Linked DNA regions of Homo sapiens: region 1 is linked to region 2. A link is a contact called in ENCODE Hi-C or POLR2A ChIA-PET data. All regions are on one chromosome and are shown on one strand. Each heading gives the region's core, a stretch centred on a gene start or an enhancer-like site at or near the end of the contact. The rest is flanking DNA. Distances are from core to core; before and after follow the strand shown. Region 1 overlaps GRIN2B (glutamate ionotropic receptor NMDA type subunit 2B). Region 2 has its middle 37 kb from the start of LINC01559.

The links. Hi-C counts contacts between places; a loop is a spot of excess contacts on that map. ChIA-PET counts read pairs that join two places held with the same protein, here RNA polymerase II (POLR2A).
Region 1: a map of breast epithelium shows a loop between it and region 2 (10-fold over the local background). The contact joins two enhancer-like sites. A Hi-C loop is called at or near these places in 1 of 168 maps with a recorded cell type or tissue (breast epithelium). POLR2A ChIA-PET finds 5 or more read pairs at or near these places in 1 of 52 experiments (HEK293).

Annotation. Positions count from the first base shown.
Region 1 is chr12:13,569,046-13,571,745 of GRCh38, forward strand. It overlaps GRIN2B (glutamate ionotropic receptor NMDA type subunit 2B), which reads right to left. Exons shown (of 14, transcript NM_000834.5): 12 at 785-972. Among named protein-coding and RNA genes, the nearest start is that of LINC01559, 190 kb to the left of the region's middle. Within about 2 kb of position 1,451, at least 3 of the 41 ENCODE cell types and tissues checked have a DNase peak (open chromatin) inside an H3K27ac peak, as active enhancers do.
Region 2 is chr12:13,338,214-13,340,994 of GRCh38, forward strand. No RefSeq gene overlaps it. Among named protein-coding and RNA genes, the nearest start is that of LINC01559, 37 kb to the right of the region's middle. RefSeq lists an enhancer at 1,076-2,275. Within about 2 kb of position 1,423, at least 3 of the 41 ENCODE cell types and tissues checked have a DNase peak (open chromatin) inside an H3K27ac peak, as active enhancers do.

The sequences.
Region 1 (2,700 bases), core at 201-2,700, 230 kb after region 2:
CAGTTCCATCTATTATTTTGGCCACATGTGAGATGACTGGATGAAACATCTAATATCAGTTCTCCTACTTTATCCCTGAAGGTTTGATTATAGCCTGCAACCCAGAAAAAGACCTCCTTGACAAACTGCTTCAATCCTCTCCCTGCCATCTTTCAGCTTGTTATGGGTTGAAAGATGTTATAGAATCCCCCTAAAATATATATGTTGAAGTCCTAACCCCCAATACCTTGGGATGTGACTTTATTTGGAAATAGAGTCATTGCAAACATAATTAAGCTGAGATCATCCCAGAGTATGGTGAACCCCTAATCTAATATGACTGGCATTCTTAAGAAAAAGGGAAATTCAGACACAGACATGTGCAGAGGGAAAACATGCACACTGGTAAAACACCATGTGAACATGAATCAGAGGTCAGGGGTATGCTTCTACAAGATAAGGAATGCCAAAATTATCAGCAAACCACCAGATACTATAGGAGAGGCATGAAACAGATTCTCCCTTGCAGACCCCGGAAGAGATTGACCCTGCTGGCACTGTGATTTCAGACGTCTAGTCTCTGGAAATGTGAGACAAGACATTTCTGTTGTTTAAGGCACTCAGTGCATGGCACTTTGTTATGGCAGCAATAGGAAACAAATATATACCCGAAAACTACACAATATACTGTGAAATGCTTTTCCGGAAATGCACAGGTTAAAGAAATGGAAGAAAAGGAAAGGTTGATGTTTTGGACTGGCCATCAGTAGAGGACAAATGGGCACTTTCCCTTTCTTGAACTCACCATCTCCAAAGAGCTGCAGGATAGCAAGGTCCACCTGGCGCTTCCACCCAGAATCTTTTTGGATGGCAATGCCATAGCCAGTGGAAGCAAAGACCTTCCCACTGCCAATGGTCACCAGCTTGCAGCCTTCATCTCTGCCTGCCATATAGTTCAGCACTGCTGCATCATAGATGAAGGCATCCAGTTTCCTGTACAGGAAAAAAGCAAACAAATCCAATGGAGGAATTTTAGAACAAAACTACCTGTGGGGCCATTAATATGAAGCAGTAGGGTTCCAGAAAACTATGTGGAGAATTGGTTCAAAGTAAGGTTTAAGTTGGAACTCTGCCAGAATCTAAAGCCTAAATCCCAGGCTGTTCTTTATGTGCTTTTGGGTTGAAAGGAGGAGTTCTTTTCTTCCCACTGGGAATGATGAGAATGTAAGTTGGGCCTGAAGCCAACTCATAAACTGTGTCTGAAAGGAAGAAGGAGTAAAAAGGGATCAATAAAAATAATAACAGAAATAATGAAAAGTAACCACTGCAACGAGCAACAAATAGCATGGGGTTAGATTTATATAACATTTTTCATTTCTCAGTTTATTACAGTCTGGAGTGGGGATAAGTGTAGGTGTTTGTGTTTCAATAGATGTGCAATGCTATTTTTGTGGTCAGGAAGGTTCCAGTATTCTGTTGTGCAACACAAGGATAGAGGTGAGGGGTTGAGGTGGTGGCAGTACAGGCTTGTGTAAGAGCAGATGAGTGAAACTACAAGAGAAAGCAAAATACAGAAGAATTCAGATCTCTCAAATACATAAATTACAGCATATAGTTCCTAAACATATAAGAACTTCATTTTATGTATTGTGCTTTGCAAGGCAGAAATACATAAAAAAGGGAATAAGACCAGGCGTAGGGGCAGGAAGGCATGAATCAATATTTAAAACCAACATTTAAACATATCAAAGGTAGAGGAAGAAATTTAGATATAGCCTTACAGGCAATAGAGAGGTCTGCAAGAAAGAAAAGCAACACCATTATTCCCTTCATTTTTATTAGTTAAGTCACCTTGTTAGGTACCCGATAGAAAGGGGAACACCAAAAAACCAAATCCCTGATATGAATGAGAACAGTGGGTGTAGCAGTGGTCAGACTACCCAAAGTGGCCCTACCTTCAAGCTCAAATTCCATCTTCTGAAATCTTCTGTGACTGTATTTATGGTGATAAAATAGAATCTAACAGTATTTTAAGTAACCATTTATCTAGGTGCCTTTTCCAGACCTGGAGCTACAAGGGTATTGAGACAAGGTCCAAGTGCTGTTAGTCATCATACAACAAAGAAAATCAGCTACGAGACCCCTTGACCTCCAAATCCCAACATCTATAATGCTCTGTTATCCATTATCTTCCATAGCTGTGGCTTGTGGAGGCCAAATGAACAAAGGGACCAGTGTGGCTGGGACTGTGCAAGCCAACACATGTGTAGGTCATGAACTCCTATGAATGGACAAACACTCCCTAGAGGACAGAGTATGTTAACACAAGCTGGCACTGGAGATCAGTCAACGCATTCTTACTGTTAATTATCTAAAAACATTTACACTTTCCCCCTTTTATTTCTCCCTTGTCCATAAGACACCAGAACCATAATTTTCACCTCTTGGACAACAGGTCTTTACATACACGGCACAAATACCTTATCCTTCACTCTGCCCTCCTACTTCTACATTTATTTCACTCTTATTTCATGGTTACATTAGTGCAACTAGAAAATAATTTGTAAAAAAAATACATAGAAGTAATAGCATAGGAATCGTTGTACACTGGTCTAAATGATACGATCAAATTTAACTTGGAAATCCATAAAGAGCAAATGAAGTCTTCTTTAACATTTTATGATACCAAGCATGGTATACCTAGTGCATGTGATTCAATAG
Region 2 (2,781 bases), core at 173-2,672:
CTGCTTGGGCTAACTCCTGAGTGGCTTCCTTTTCGTATTCCTTATGGTCAGAGAGTAAAGATACTAAATGGACATTAGATCATTGGAGAACAGCAACCTGTGACTGAGGGGTCACCTACAAAATCCTACCTGTTGCAACAAAAGCAATGTTAACTTCCTAACTTGATGAGCTCTCAGGATCTTAGAAGAAAATGAGGGTTTCAATTTCTTCTGAAGAAGGATAATTTTGTTAAATTGATTTGCTTTGAATGAGCCCTTGGGGATAATAGAGACTCTCATCCCAAACTAATTTATGAATTTGATACAATAGCTCCTTCTTTACTTTTTCTGAAAAGAGTAAGATAGTAAATTTTTTAGGCTTTGTCAACCACATACGGCCTCCGTGTGCATTCCTCCTCCTTCTTTTCTTCTTCTTTCTCCTTCTCTTCCTCTTATTTCCTTCTCTAGCACCTTATCTTCTTCTGATCTATTGAAAATGTGAAAACCATTCTTAGCTCAAGGATCATCCAGAACAGGCCTTGGGGCCTGGCGCGGTGGCTCACGCCTGTAATCCCAGCACTTTGGGAGGCCGAGACGGATGGATCACGAGGTCAGGAGATCGAGACCATCCTGGCGAACACAGTGAAAACCCGTCTCTACTAAAAATACAAAAAATTACCCGGGCATGGTGGCGGGTGCCTGTAGTCCCAGCTACTCGGGTGGCTGAGGTAGGAGAATGGCGTGAACCCAGGAGGCGGAGCTTGCAGTGAGCCGAGATCGTGCCACTGCACTCTAGCCTGGGCAACAGAGCAAGACTCTGTCCCAAAAAAAAAAAAAAAAAAGAACAGGCCTTGGGCTAGATTTGGTCTTATAAGCCTTAGTTTGCTGGCCCATGCTTTACAGCGAAATAAAAAAAAAATTCTCTAAGCACCATGGCACTTACCAAAGGTTAAGCTAAGTGGGACCATGGCAGTTAAGTTTGTGGCTCTTAACACATTTATATAGGTCAAGCGAGTTTGAGAGGAGCTGACAACTCAAAAGTTCTTCTCATTCCGTCTAACAGGAAGAACATGAAATCCTACCAGAGATACTTGTTTCTGCAGGTTGAGGCTTACACATCCAGGGGTTCCTAGTTAAAAGATCAATAGTCTGTGGAGATTACAGTTCAATTCTCTACATGGGTTTCCCACATGAAGAGGTGAGTTAAAACAGAGTGAATTGCAAGACTCGTAGGTTGAGATGCCTTCTAGACAAAGGTAAAAATCATGAGTGTCTGGTTTAGAGAGGAGGAGCTAGGAAAATAGGTCAATTACAACTTTCATGTTCCCATGTTCCTGCCACCACCAGGGTCAACCTTGGAATTCAGTGTGTGGTAAACACACCAAGATAGATGTGCAGGCCTCTGGGACTCTTGTGGGTGGAGCCCTGCTTCCCCAGCCCACAGAGGCTGCCAGCCTATCAGAGGAGCCCATAATGAGTAAGGGGCATGCATGACAAGAGAAAGGGTGGAGCCAGCACTGGGATTGGGGAGCTGGGTATGGTAGTTCTTTGGCAGGCATGATTTGTGTGTGACATGCCCGGGACTTGATAGTTCCCATAACCCCTGACAGAGAGTATGACTAATAGGATAGGTAGACAACTCAAAGGAAGGGTGTGTTAGTTTCCCAGGGAGAGAATGTGGAGTTCATCATCTGTGGACTCTAGCAATGCCTCTAGCCAGAGTCAGAGGACAAGGTATGGACTGGGAGTGTGGCCTCACCCTCTGGCGACTAACATCACAGTGCTTTTTTAAATATTTGAAAACTTAGGTCCCCCCTACCCACCTTGGGAATAGGAACGGAAAAGGGGAAGGAGGAAGAAATACTGACTGTCAGATGATCTTTACCCTAAAGGGATGAAATTTAACTAAAAGAGACTTTTAAACCAAAGGATGCTGAATTACTGTCAGTCGATAAATTTAAATTCCCCCACCCTCTCCCCACACCTCCATCACCAGGAATAGAGTCTTAAAAGTGGAAAATAAAGTTCTCTCCATATATGTCCACCCCCATCTGAATCATACTTTGATCTCCCTCTATGTATTAAACAAACATTTATTTCCAACATGTGCCAGACACTGCCTTCCCTGGGGATACCCTGGAGAACAAGCCTGGCGTGATCTCAGCCCTCCTGGAGCCAGAAGTCTCCCTCTGGGCCTGGCTGTCATTGGAAAGGCAGTGGTCATCCCATTCACCCTGTACATGGGCCTTAAAGGAACCTACACTCTCTCTTCCACCATCACACAGCTCAAGCTGTCAGAGGCAGGCTCTTCATTTTCTCCTTCCAATCTTAGCACAACTTAGCTCCAGTCAGTAATAAACGCAGATGGCATCACATAGGTAGTTTCAGCCATGGCCTGTTGGTCACTGCATGGTTGCTTGATCTTCTCTCATCCCTTTAGAATTCAGAATGCTGGTAGGAAGACAGCTTCCTCCTGTCACTCTGACTGTCCTCCTTCCCAAAAAGTCACTTGTGTAGTACCGCCCACTCAAGCCAGATTTTTGAGTGCTATTATAACCACTTTAGATTGTACCAATGGGCTGTCAGATCCTTGATTCCAGCTTCTAAGTCTCTCCCATATGCATATTTTCCTGGCCATTCCCACAGACACTGCCCACAATAGTCTCCTATTTGTTCCTCTGTCTCAGCACTGCCCCAACTGAAATCTGTCGGCCATGCTGGTAGCAGAATGCTTTTGTAGAAAATGCAATTCTAATAATGTTCCTCTTTTTTTTTTTTTAAAAGCATTTAATGGTCCTCTAT